2 separate regions of the Homo sapiens genome follow, and region 2 is linked to region 1. A link is a contact called in ENCODE Hi-C or POLR2A ChIA-PET data. All regions are on one chromosome and are shown on one strand. The core of a region is the stretch at or near the end of the contact, and the rest is flanking DNA. Distances in the headings are between cores, read along the strand shown.

Region 1 (6,881 bases), core at 1,173-3,672:
TATCAAATGAGATTTTGCTTTGGAAGAATGGCAATGCAATTCAGCCATGTTTTTTTCTAAATTAATGTAACATTTGCATAATAATATTTTAAAGTAATTGCTTGGGCCACTTTCTTTTTTTATTTTTTGCAGAAGAACTAGCAGATCGCTGTTAGAAAAACATTTGTTAAATTTCCAAATCATAATGTATTTTAGTGGTGAGAGGAGCTCAGTAAAGGAAATTAAAGGCATCGTGGACTCCACAGAGCATGGAACACAATGAGCTCTCAAAAAGTCATTTGTTGGCAGATATTGTTATTCTCATTTTACAGCATTCTGTGTATCTCCTTTATATCACTTATTACAATTAGAATTAATCCTATTCAATTACTTCCGGAGAAGCACCATGGTTAAGTGGCTAAGAGGATGAACTCAGAAGCCAGTTTAGCAGGGCTCATTCCTGCATTTCTGCTCCCATCACCTACTAGCAATATATAGCTTTGGATATGTTACTAAACTTCTATGTGTCAATTCCTTGAATGTAAATAAGTATAATGTATTACCTATAGCGTTATTATAAGATTTAAATTAGGTAATATTTGTGAAGTACTTGGAACAGTGCTCAGTGTATATAATAAGTATTATGCAACTATTTATAAAATGAATAAAAAATTAAAATTTTCCTTTCTTACTAGTCATACTGATAGAAAGTAGAACATATCAGTCTTAGTTACTGATTCTCATCTTCTCATCTTCTGTAGTTATGTTTCCAAGTTAGTTGTTCAATAAATTATTATTGAATGAATGAATGCATTAAAGTTTTAAGGCCCATAAATGGTGAAAAGATCCATCAAGATCATTTGTCATGATTCTATAGATTCTTCAATAGAATAGTAGGGCTAGTGCTACTACTGATTCTGTGTACCTTCCTTGTTGTTAGACAAATATTATTTCATTTGACATTAAAACAGCCTTAAAATGTAAATATCAAATCTCCACCTCACAGGTAAGGCAGCTGAAGTTTGAAGAAGTTAAATAACTTATCAAAAGTTTGGACAGAACCTACAATCAAAACCACGTCCTTTTGATGCCGAAGTTCATTTTCTTCCATGCTACACAGTCTTACATCAAGACAGCGTGTTGGCTGATATCAGACAGAGAAGACTAAAATCCACAAGGGGAAATTTATGGAGGTATGAGAAAAATATTACAGAATGTATTGTATATGGATTTGTCTTTCAAAAGATGTGTCTCCTAGTTTTCCTTCCAAGCAAATGTCAAGCCCAATGATATTAGCAATATTCCACATTACTTACTAACATTTTTTTACTAATGTCAATTTATTACAAAGGTAAAGCCAAAGTATGAGGTCATTGCAGTTCAGTTCATAAAATACAATTAAGCAAGCTATTCGTAGGTTTGAAGTACAGGATTAACAAAAAAATGCATATGAAATATTTTACCAATGATAAATTAACAAGAAGGCCAGTTTAATTTGATATAGCTCAAGTGCAATAAAACAAAGTCAAAAATCGTTACATCCTTAGTCATAAACCATAGTATGTAAACTATAATGCATAAGCCATATATGCTCAGATCAGATGAATTTGGAAAGTGAGGGAAAATAAGCAGCCTAGACAACTGTTGAAAACCATGCAAAGCTACCAATGGAATTCTATGATCAAGCTAGGAATTCGCTGGGCCTGGAGAAGTTAAGTAGCAATGCTGCAGGAGGGATGGAATAGACTGGCACAAGCACATCTTATCTGTTCTTCCTGAATTGAGCTTTGTATACTATCAGATTCCACTATACTAGAATGTCTTATATTTGGACTATGTAGAGTACATTGAGCTGAGGGCAATAACAAGTATGAAACACAGCAGGATTTTGAAAAAGATTAATATGTCAGCTTAAGGTAGCAACCTGATCCACTTATTACCTCCATTAAATAGCTATAATTGATTATTCATCATTTCAAAACTTATCTCCAAAAAATAATAGCATGCTTACCCTATCACACCTGGACTTTGAGTGCATTCTACTCTATTTAAAAACATTGTTTTGAATTCTTTTTATGTCACAATCACTTCACAAAATCTAAAAGAAGTCAGAGATACTACCAGGGGCAAAACACACTTGCCCCCTGCTTCTCATTTGTCCTATTTAGACTGGATCCATATTTTTGTCTTGTTTAGTAGTAAAAATAAAAGTAAAAGGGGGTGCTTAGAAATCATAGATTGTATTCCAAAACAAACAAGCAAAAACAAACAAACATAAAGCCAGACCCTAACTCTCAATTTCATCAAAAAGTAGCAGAACTCTCTTTCATGGCAAGAACAGTGCAAGCTTGTCCTTTGGAAATTCTTCTGAATCAACAAAAGTACGTGTGACTGAATCGTGTGGCCAAGATGGAATGCTGTGGCAATACAAATTACAGAGAAGATGCACGGCTTTTCATCTGCTGCCCTCACCCGCAGATGTCTGTGGGATGAAAGTAGTAGTCACTGCCAGCCACCCCAGTCCTGCTGTTCTGACACCCTGTAATCGTTTGCTGTATTCATTACCTCCCTCATCATCCACTAAGCCTCCTCTTAGGGGTACTTTATGGTACACATTTCACTTTAAAAAATTAAGTCACATCACGATTAATTTTGCCTCGAGGATTTCACAACATCCTTTGAGCTCACAGTAACCCTGAGGATATTGTGCAATTGGAGTTGGGACTCTCTTGCCTAAGTTATAACTTTGTGAAAGAAAGTGGGTGAAAGTGGGGGAGTTGTTCTTGCTTAAGACAATTGAGTGGATATTAAGCAAATACACAGGGGTAGGTTTAAAAGTGACTGGCAAATCTGGTAAAACTTTATACATCTCGAGTTATCATTTTTAATGTTCTCACCTTCTTACAGTATTTTTACAGGCAGTATGCTTTTGCTTGTCCTAAGTAAAATAGCACGCTTTTTTTCTGTTTTTCTCTGGGGCATGTCTTCTGTATGCTAATCTGACTCATCATTGTTAATTTAAAATATTATAAATAAGCAAATACATGACTCAATAAATGTGATGAGTAAGGAGAAACTGGTGTTTGCCTAGCCAGCTCAGACCTACATTTTAATTAAAAAGCATGTCTCATACACCATCAATATGTTTTCAAGTGACCTGTCATGACCAGTTCTAATCACAAGCATGCCATTCACTCTTTCATAATAAATTGGCAGATTATGCTAATAAAAGAAAGGGAAGCTATCAATTTTACGGGTGCCAGACAAGCTATGCCATTGATTTTATAATTTATGACATGCACTTGCAAAATAAAGGTGGCTAAGGAAAGAGTTTCATAAACAGGATAAAATGCTACAGGAGAATAATCAATTAGATTAGTCGACAAATAAGTGGATAAAAACGTTATGAAAATGTTATGCTTTCCTAATGGTCAAACATTCAGGGATTCAGTGTCATATTATATCTGTAAAATCCCACAACAAAAAGGTCTGTGTTAATGGCAGCTATATGTCAATTTTTAAGATTGGCTAATTGGTATTTTTAAAAGTATTTGGCTGGAAAATCACAAAGATTCAGTTGATTGGGACTCAAAAATTCTTTGTTCAAGAGAAAAAGAAGTCATAATACAGGTTGCTATTGATTACACCAATAAAATGTTAAAAATTACTATATGGCACAGTGTTTTGTGACTTTACGGCCTTTGTCTATGGAAAAACCATTTAGGTTAGTTCACATTTTTATAGAAAATGAGAGTTTGCAATGGAAATAGGAACTTGGGAGCTCACAGAAAAATCAGGGGTAGACTTGGGATCAGATAAGACATTCTACCTAAATAAGCATGGTTAAATACACATTATGTCTTACATTTCAAGCCAAAACTAGTTGTTTGCTTTTGATTAAAAGATTAGATTTTGTTCTGAAGTCCAGTTTCAATATTTTAGTTTTGTCATTAAATTGTTTCTAAATTGAAAAACTTTTGATAAAACTAGAAAAAATAAGTATACTTATGCTATGTTATTTATTAATATGAACAAAAATCAATTTGTCTAAGCTTTGCTCATCTAAAAATATATATGTATAGCAGACAAAGCAATGCAAATTAAACATTTTAAATCTTATACTTGCATTCAACAATCTTTATCTTGTGTAGCGTTAACGCACATACACATACATATGTATATGCACACACACACATATTCCTAATACCTAAACACAAGTCAATGTTCATCCAAAGAGTAACAGATCATCGATTACTTCTAGAAATTTCCTGATACCTTTATTATACTGATGTTTATCATATTGGATAAATGCTTGTCTTATGGAACTCACAGCACTTTGCATCCAATCATCATGTATTTGGCCACCGTTTCAACAGGGTGAAAATTTAAATGTATTATTGATTACAAATGGTCTTATTTAGGTAATTTCAAGAATATTAAATGTTATGTTGCCCCAAATTGTTATATCTCAGTTAATGGTGAAGTGATATGACTTTGAATGCTATGTAATGGCTCCATAATATTTTTTTTGTAAATATAATCTCTAGATCAATTATTAAAATCAGCTAATAATTGGTTGTTTTCAGGTAAAATTGATAGTTTTTAAAACATTCAAAATAAGTCCATTTGAAAGTCATTCAATTTTGTTAAGAAATCTTTTGCTGAATATTTGTGAAATATGGATATTAAATAACTTTTGCAACCATAGTATCCACTCATGTTGCAGGTTATTCTTTCTTGTTGTGGTTTTAATCTCCCCACAAAACTAAAAAAAAAAAAAAAAAAAAAAAAAATTAGCTACAGATTTGAAGTGATATTTATTTTGCATATGCAAACTATGGGACTCAGCTGATGGATAAGGATGTGTATGCAGTGTTGTTCTATCCATCATCAAATTCACTTCTCAACTTTTTTTAATAAGCAAAATAATAGTTTTAAATAAAATACAAGTTGATGATACACTGTCTGGAACAATTACCAACTAGATTTGTGTCCCCAGTAGTAGCCCCTCATTGGTTCCACTGGTTTCCTGTAATTATTCTGGATCAAAGGACTTTTCATGAAAGAATCATTATTAAGTGTTTTACAAAAGCATTTTTCCTGTTTAGGGTTAGTTCCTCAAAATTCATCTTGGCCGCACAACTCTAACGCTGTCTTGTGTTTGAACACTTTAAACAACCCCCTCCAGATTCGTCTAGAGCCTGAAATTAGGTTTATTTTTCTCTCTTTTTTTTCGACCTTTAAAAAAATAAGTAATATTACTAACTGGTCTGAAATATGATCCTTTAAAAACTATGTGGCATTAACAGAATTCTGCAGTGCAAAAGTACAAAGAAGACTAAAAGAATAAGGGCAAAGGAGAGCAATCATTTGCTTCAGCCTTGCATTATGTTGAACTTTGGTGGAATGGATCCAAGATGGAATTAAATCCAAATGTTTCCTGGTTTCTTCCATCTTAATAGCCTCATATTTCCTTCCATTTCATCTCATCCACAGTGTTCACATTTAAAATTGTCATCTTTGAAAACATTGAACATATTTATGGCTTGTCTGCTTCCTGATATATATTCTGATCTATCATATTGTTATAATTGCTAGACAACAAAAGAGATTTCAGATTTATATATAATATGGAAATTTAAATTAGGGAGGAAATGTGACTACATCATGCCAACTTCAAAATAAATCCTCCCTCTTACTCTAAAAGATATGACAATATTTGTAAAGCTATTTTCCTGACCTTTATAATATGTTTAGCCATTAAATTGCAGAAACCTATGAAGTAGTCCAAGTTCATGGTATAAAAACAATGAAAACGCAGGATAAAAACACAAAAATAGAGCAGAAAAAATATGGCTATAATGATAAAAAATTAACATGTAATTCCTGTTTCCAGCTTAATTTATACTACCTTATTTAAATCTTCCACAATATGATGAGATTATTATTCAGTGCCTACAGGGTTGAGATGTTAAAAGCCTTGTCCCATGTCACACTGCTACTAGGTAATAGAATCAGAATTAAATTTAAACAATTGGATTCCCCTAGACACATTTTTTTCTCTCTTCTTTGAGTAATCTCTGCACATCTTACACTCAGGGCTGTTGCAAAATAAGAAACTGAAGACAGGAAGTAGAAGGGAAAGAAGAAGAGGAGGAAGTTGGTGTGATTTAACATTTATACCATCTCTGTGCAGCTTCTCACTATCAGTATCAAATCAGACTGGCATTTTCTGATTCAGTCATTGTTTTAATCAGGGTTCTCTAGAGGGACAGAACTAATAGGATATATATCTATATCTATCTTGATAGATAGATAGAGAGAAAAAGAGAGAGAGAGGAGTTTATTAAGGAGCATTAACTCACGCGATCACAAGTCCCACAATAGACCATCTGCAAGCTGAGGAGCAAGGAAGCCAGTCCAAGTCTCAAAGCTGAAGAACTTGGAGTCTGATGTTTGAGGTCAGGAAGCATCCAGCTCAGGAGAAAGATGTAGGCTTGGAGGCTAAGCCAGTCTAGTCTTTTCCACTTTCTTCTGCCTGCTTTTTTTTCTGGCCACACTGGCAACTGATTAGATTGTGCCCACCCAGATTGAGGGTGGGCCTGCCTTTCCCAGCCTACTGACTCAAATGTTAATCTCTTTGGCAACACCCTCACAGACATACCCAGGATCAATACTTTGCATCCTTCAATCCAATCACATTGACACTCAGTATTAATCATCACAGTCATCATTATTTTGGTTACCTAGTTCTCAGCAGGTTCCTTTTCTATATAATTTCAACTTTTATTTTAGATTCAGGGAGTGCATATGCAGGTGTGTAACATGGGTGTATTGTGTGATACTGAGGTTTGGGATATGACTGATCCGGTCATCCAGGTAGTGTGCACAGTACTCAATAA
Region 2 (6,881 bases), core at 2,456-4,955, 33 kb after region 1:
TTTATAAACAACCAATAAGCACATGAAAAAGCACTGAATATTATTAGATATTAGGAAAATTCAAATTGAAACCCCAATGAGATATCAAATATCCACTGAAGTAGCTAAAATCAAAAGAGAAATAATGTTAAAGGTTGATGAAGACTTGTGGCCACCAGAACTTTCACATATTGTTGATGGCAGTGAAAATCCTGCAATTTTAGAAAAAGCTCCCTTAGCATCTTAAAAAAAGTGGATCAACCTGTAGTGTAAGACTTGGTGATTCCAAAGAAATGTATTTCCACAAACAGGCTTGTACAAAATCATTTATTGGAGCCTTATTTGTAATAATCCCCAAAAAGAAACAGCCTAGATACCCAACAATAGGACATTGGATAAATAAAATATGCTTTTACAGTGGGATATTAGACAGCAATAAAAATAATAAATTACTGATATATACAATAACATGGATGAATTGCCAAAGCCTTATATGGAGCAAAAGAAGTCTTACACACTAACATACACTATGATTCTACCTGTATAAACTTCTAGATTAGGCAAAACTAATTCATGGTGTAAAACAATCAGAACAATGAATGCTTCTGTGGAAATGGGGGTAAAGATTTATTGGGAAGGAACATGAAGGAACTTTCTGGAGTGACGGTCATGTTTTGTTTATTAATAGCAGGTTGTTTTCTCAGGTAATCAAGTGGTCGCATGATTTGAGTATTTTATTGTATGTACATATTACTTGAAAAGAAGAAAACCCATAAATAAATATTGAATTCTAATGATACGTATGCTGAAGTATTTATAACATGTACTAAAGTCTACAACTTATTTTCAAATACATTTTCAGAAAAGGAAGGAGAGATAGATGTGTAATAAAAACAAGTATAGCAAAACATTAATTGTAGAGACTAGTTAGTGGGCATATGGGTGTCCCTTCTGAAATTCTCTCAACTTTTCTACATGTTTGCAAATTTTCATCATAAAACAGGACGGGAAAAAAGGAACCTAGCAGAATGGGAGAGAGAATCTATTCCCACCTTTTTTTGTGTAGACAGTGTAACAGGTTGGAATTCAGGATACAAACCAAATATAAGGAATAGGTTTATATATTAAAAACTTTGTAGCCGGGTGCGGTGGCTCACACCTGTAATCCCAACACTTTGGGAGGCTGAGGCGGGCAGATCATGAGGTCAGGAGTTCGAGACCAGCTTGGCCAACATAGTGAAAGCCTGTCTCTACTAAAAATACAAAAATTAGCCAGGCGTGGTGGCACGTGCCTGTAGTCCCAGCTACTTGGGAGGCTGAGGCAGGAGAATTGCTTGAACCAGGAGGCAGAGGTTGCAGTGAGCCGAGATTGTTCCACTGCACTTTCCAGCCTGGTCTAGAGAGCAAGACTCCATCTCAAAAAACAAACAAGCAAGCAAACAAACAAGTAAACAACAACAACAACAACAACAAAACTTTGTGATTCTTTTAAGTTATACAATCATTTAGTTTTTTATGTAGATATATTATCAATCTTTGAGTTGGGATGTCCAAACGTAGCAAATATATTAATACCACTAGTATATAAACAATATTAAATAGTAGCTTTAGTATTGATAACCTTTTCTCTTTTAGAAGAACACGGCTAGTGGTTGACCATTAAGTACAAAGCTGACTACTGTTTAATGTATTTAATCCAGATAATCTTTGCCCTTCAATAGATTAGGACAATATTTAGTGTGATAACTAGTACTTTGAAATTATTCTCACCATTTTATGGTGTGTTTTCTTTTTACTACCTCTTTCATTTTCTACCTCCCTAGTATCTATTTTATTAATAATATTTCTTTTATTTCTTTTTTGTTTCGAGATAAAATTATATTTTTTAGTATTTAGTTTCACTATCAATTTTAAATACACACTTAACTCAAATTATTCCAACAAAATCTATTCAGTATTTTGATCCTTTTCCTTAATGTTTCTCAGACTGCTCCTTTTACACATTCTCTTAAAAACTTTATTTCTGTTATTATTGTCAGAAGGCTAAATGCAAAATTGATCAAGATGAATTATTTTAACATCATTGGTGATATTTATAAATATGGTTTACAATATCTTTGCTTACCTCCTTTTCTCTGATTTTTCTTTTTGGTATTTACGTTAGAAAGGACCAATAGGGGCCGGGTGCGGTGGCTCACGCCTATAATCCCAGAACTTTGGGAGGCAGAGGCGGGCGGATCACGAGGTCAGGAGATCCAGACCATCCTGGCTAACACAGTGAAACCCCATCTCTACTAAAAATACAAAAAATTAGCCGGGCATGGTGGCGGGTGCCTGTAGTCCCAGCTACTCGGGAGGCTGAGGCAGGAGAATGGTGTAAAACCCAGGAGGCAGAGCTTGCAGTGAGAATCCGTCTCAAAAAAAAAAAAAAAAGAAAAACAGAAAAGACCAGTAGGTAGTGACTTTCTACTCTTTATATGCCTGAAAAAAAAAAAAAAAAAAAAACTATCTGTCTATCTATCTATCTATCTTCTCTAATTAACAGTTTAGCACTACATAGAATTTGTGGATTATAGTCTCTTTGTCATTTGGAAAACTTTGTTAATGAGAAGCTTGCTGCATCTGATTGTAATAGTTTTTTAGGAAATCCGTTATGCTTTTTAATAACATTACTATTATTTGTGTATGCTCAATGATCTATAGTTTAGTCTGGTGTGAAGTTTAGATTTATTTGTATTTATTCTTCTCTAGATGGAATCTATTTTAATCTAAGGGCTTACTTTTTCTTCAATTACAGAAAATGTCTGCCAATATTCCTCTTCTGCCATTTCTTCTAGAATCTTCTGGTGGAGCAACTTCTAAAACTTTGTTGTGGTTTCCCATCTTAATTCCATGTCTTTTAACTGCTTTTTGAGTACTTTTATCTCTTTATTTCAGTGGTTCTAACTGGGCGAGGGGTAGTCACCTGGACATTGGACAATCCAGTTTTGGTTGTCGCAACTGGGGAGGGGGTGCTATGGGCATGTAGTGGGTAGAGGTTATAGATGCTGCTAAAACTCTGCAATGTACAGGACACTCCCCACAACAAATAATTATTTAGCCCTAAGTGACAAAAGTGTTGATGAGAAATCCTACTTTATTTCTGTGCCCCACCTTCTAGATGAATTCTTTGTTACTATTTTTCAGTTCACCAAATCTCCTTGCTGCTATCTTGAGAGTATTCCATATATTGAGATTTTATTTTAAATTAAGATTTTTTTTAAATTTCCAGTCTTTCTCATTTTAATAATGCCTGGATATCTTATATCTACCCATGTTTGCTTCATAAATTCTTGTTCATTTACTGCATTCTAAGTTCTTTATTCATTACATGATTTAAAGCACACTCATTTTAAAATCATTTTTGCACATTCTATTATTTTCGTTTTCCTTGGGGTGAATTAACCTTCAAATTGTTGGTTGTCTGTCTTAGCATTAGTTTACTTTCTGTGTTTTAATAGCTTAGGTTGCAGGCTGATATTAAATGGAAATTTTAGTTCTCCTTTTCTTCCTACATACTTTCACCCCACCCTTTTATTTTTTTCCTTTAACAATTTTTCACAGTTGCCTGAAGTTGGATAGCAGTCTGGGGCTAGATCTTATGCTAGCTATTGAGACCTTTCCCACAGTGATACTGAGAACAATGTTGATCAACTCATGAAACCAGAGGGCAGCTTGACCCAAGTCTTGGTTGCTAGGTGATGCCTGCTCCTTTGACGTCCCTGGTTTATAATTATAACTACAGTGTAGCTTCAGGCTCTAGTTAGACTTAGCTTGTTTTTTTTCAACCTCTTTTCAAGGAGATGAGCTTCCTCAGCCCTCAGTTTTCAGTAAAGAGACTGCCTCAGTGAACAATATTTATTCTGGTAATGCCACATGTATCATTTCAGAATCCCTGCATACTTGAAGCTTTAAGTTCATTTTATCTTTTTTCATCCACAGAAATATTTAACTTTTACTTGTGGTTCATATGCATAGTCATTTCTTCTTTTTATATTTTACCATTATGCTATACGTCTGGTGCAGATGGGGTCCTTAAATATCTGAAATTACATTATCCCAACTAGAAGTCTCCTGGCTCCTAGTTCAAATAATAAACTAATACTTAACCATTTTTATAGTTATTTTAAAGGTTTTATTTTTAATAACAAATACGAGTAGAATTATATCAGTTATCTTTCCAGTGACACTTAAGATTTTTTCCTTAATTAGCCTATTTAAATAAACTATAGTTTTATATAACCAAATATAACTTCATAGTTACATTCCTGTCATAAATTCTCTTTGCTATTCCTATTTCAAAATATTAAATTCAATATTTTAAATGTAATATTTATACCAATATTTTAAATATAATATTTATACCAATATTTAAAATAGAGATTAGTTGTCACCTTTTATTTTAGTCTATTTATTAAATTTTATTTTAAACTTTTATTTATAAGATAAATTGATAGGTCCATTGAAATATTTCTCTAGGTTATTGAAAAAAGTATGTTATATTTATAAATACCAATTATTCAGAAATTTGGTGAATAAGTCCATCATTCAATCTGGTTCAGGACTATTTGGAGGATTTGTTCTTTCGAAATTATCTCAATGTTTTTGGCTATCTATTATAGGAGTATTAAACCACAATAATCTTTACCAAGTTATTCAAACATATTTCCCATATGTTATGGCATCCGCTACTCATTGATTTCTTTTTTTTAATCTCAATATTTCCTCTTAGACTGTGTAGTAAACATTCTGAGGTATTTTATGCTATTATAACAGATTACACACATATTTAAATAATAATTTGGCTTGAAATAAAAGTGTGGTAGAATTTATTTTTCTTCATAATTTAAAAATATTTCTATGTTTCTATTTTATATCCAGCATTGGTACTGAAAAATTTGGCATCAATCTGATTATTATTTTGCCATGATTTATTCTTCCTCTATAGAGACTTTTAGAATAATATATTTCCCTCCAATGTTTTAAAATATTGCTGCAATATGTCAAGATGTAGGTTTTTAATTCTCTCCAAATTGATACTCTAAGAGCCTTTTTAATGCAAGGTATGTAATCTTTTTGAAATTTTTAAACTGTATATTCATTATTTCTAAAGACATGTTCTCTTTTCTGTTTTTTTCCTTGTCTTCTGAGACTCCCATTACTATATGTTGATTCTTTCTCCATCTTCTTTTTTTTTTTTTTTTTTTTTTTTTTTTTTTTTGAGACGGAGTCTCGCTCTGTCGCCCAGGCTGGAGTGCAGTGGCGGGACCTCGGCTCACTGCAAGCTCCGCCTCCCGGGTTCACGCCATTCTCCTGCCTCAGCCTCCCAAGCAGCTGGGACTACAGGCGCCCGCCACTACGCCCGGCTAATTTTTTGTATTTTTAGTAGAGACGGGGTTTCACCGTTTTAGCCGGGATGGTCTCTTTCTCCATCTTCTAGCCTGGCTTATTATTTTATTTTTCTTCATCAGTTTCTGTTCCTGTGGAGTTTTTCCATGTGACTTTTCAGCTGTCTAATTCCCAGCTTTTTCTTTAGCTGTATCCATCCTGGTGTTTATCCCTTCTATGTGTTCTTTGTTTTAAGTATTATATTTTATTCCTAATAAAGTCAGAGGGAGATTACACACACATACACACATGTATCTGTCTATTTTCTCTTAGCTCTTTGTGCATATTTATTATATTTCTTGGTTTGTCCCAAAATTCCGTTCTATTTTACATGTGTGTGTGTATATATATATATATATACACACACACACACACACACACACACATATATATGTATATACATCTGAATATTTGTTTCTTTAATGAGTGTACTCCACAGGTGTCTATTAATTTTGGTATTCCTGATAACATGTTTTGGGGTAGACCCAAAGGCTAGGCCCTTGCCTGCGTCTCTCCATTGTGTTTATAAAGAGGGGAAGGGACATGCCCCAGGGCTGAGAAACCCAGGCCCCACAGCATCATGTTAACCACTATATAAGTCTCCTAGTCAAAGATTCACTTTTAAACTACTTTAAATAAGCAATTTCCTGTTTAGTTTATTGAGGGGGTTGGAGGAAGAGTACACAAAAAAGTAAGGCTAGAGAGCAGCAGCAGTCCAGACCCACCATCATCTGCAAACCTACCGTTTGATAGCTTCTGTGGCCTGGGCTGTCCTATATTTTTCGTGGCAAAGAAACTGGTTATGCCAAGGTGACACAGAAAGGGAAAAACAAAACTAAAACAGCTTTCCCCCACACTACTCACCTTTATCTGCCTCCTATTATCCTGTGCTCCTGCTGCAGACATACCACAGCCCTCTCCACACAGAGACTGCTTCTTGGTAGTCTTCAATCTCAGCTTGATTTATTTTCTTAATTATTGTTATTTTCCTTAACCTATACTTTCCTTGAGCTTCTGTAGTCTCTCTAGCATTGATTCAGAAGAATAAAGTGTGCAGTCCATTCAAATTCACCATTACAGCAGCAGGTACTGGAAACTTTTATAGCATTCTATGTCTGGTTATTCAGATTTTTTTTCTACTTAAAACCTTTCTTAAAAATTGAAATGTATAATATTTGCAAAAGTTTTCATAAGTAAATAATTTTAAGATATATTAAACCCAGTATATCTTTTTTTAAAAAAACCTATATTTATTTTTACTTTTTATTGTTACTTTTTCTTGTTGTCCTCCTTAAGACTTTGAGAGGATTCTTCGGTTACAAGCTTACTTTACATGTTTTCTATTTTTCTGTATGGGTCATTCAACTTATACAGAATTTGACACTGTGAATTTTCCTCTGAATACTTCAGACAGATTTTCTGGGTTTTAATATGTGCTATTTCCTTTATCATAAATAACTTGTTCTTTTTATTAC

What was found. A loop is a pair of places that touch in the nucleus more often than their neighbours do. ChIA-PET counts read pairs that join two places held with the same protein, here RNA polymerase II (POLR2A).
Region 2: POLR2A ChIA-PET joins it to region 1 with 12 read pairs in Panc1. The contact joins two enhancer-like sites. A Hi-C loop is called at or near these places in 4 of 168 maps with a recorded cell type or tissue (Caco-2, HepG2, endothelial cell of hepatic sinusoid and 1 more). POLR2A ChIA-PET finds 5 or more read pairs at or near these places in 4 of 52 experiments (HCT116, HepG2, OCI-LY7 and 1 more).

What each region holds. Positions count from the first base shown.
Region 1 is chr2:226,116,154-226,123,034 of GRCh38, forward strand. No RefSeq gene overlaps it. Among named protein-coding and RNA genes, the nearest start is that of MIR5702, 540 kb to the right of the region's middle. RefSeq lists an enhancer at 1-485. Within about 2 kb of position 2,423, at least 16 of the 41 ENCODE cell types and tissues checked have a DNase peak (open chromatin) inside an H3K27ac peak, as active enhancers do.
Region 2 is chr2:226,147,651-226,154,531 of GRCh38, forward strand. All of the region lies in intron 2 of LOC646736 (a long non-coding RNA gene), which reads left to right. Among named protein-coding and RNA genes, the nearest start is that of MIR5702, 510 kb to the right of the region's middle. Within about 2 kb of position 3,706, at least 2 of the 41 ENCODE cell types and tissues checked have a DNase peak (open chromatin) inside an H3K27ac peak, as active enhancers do.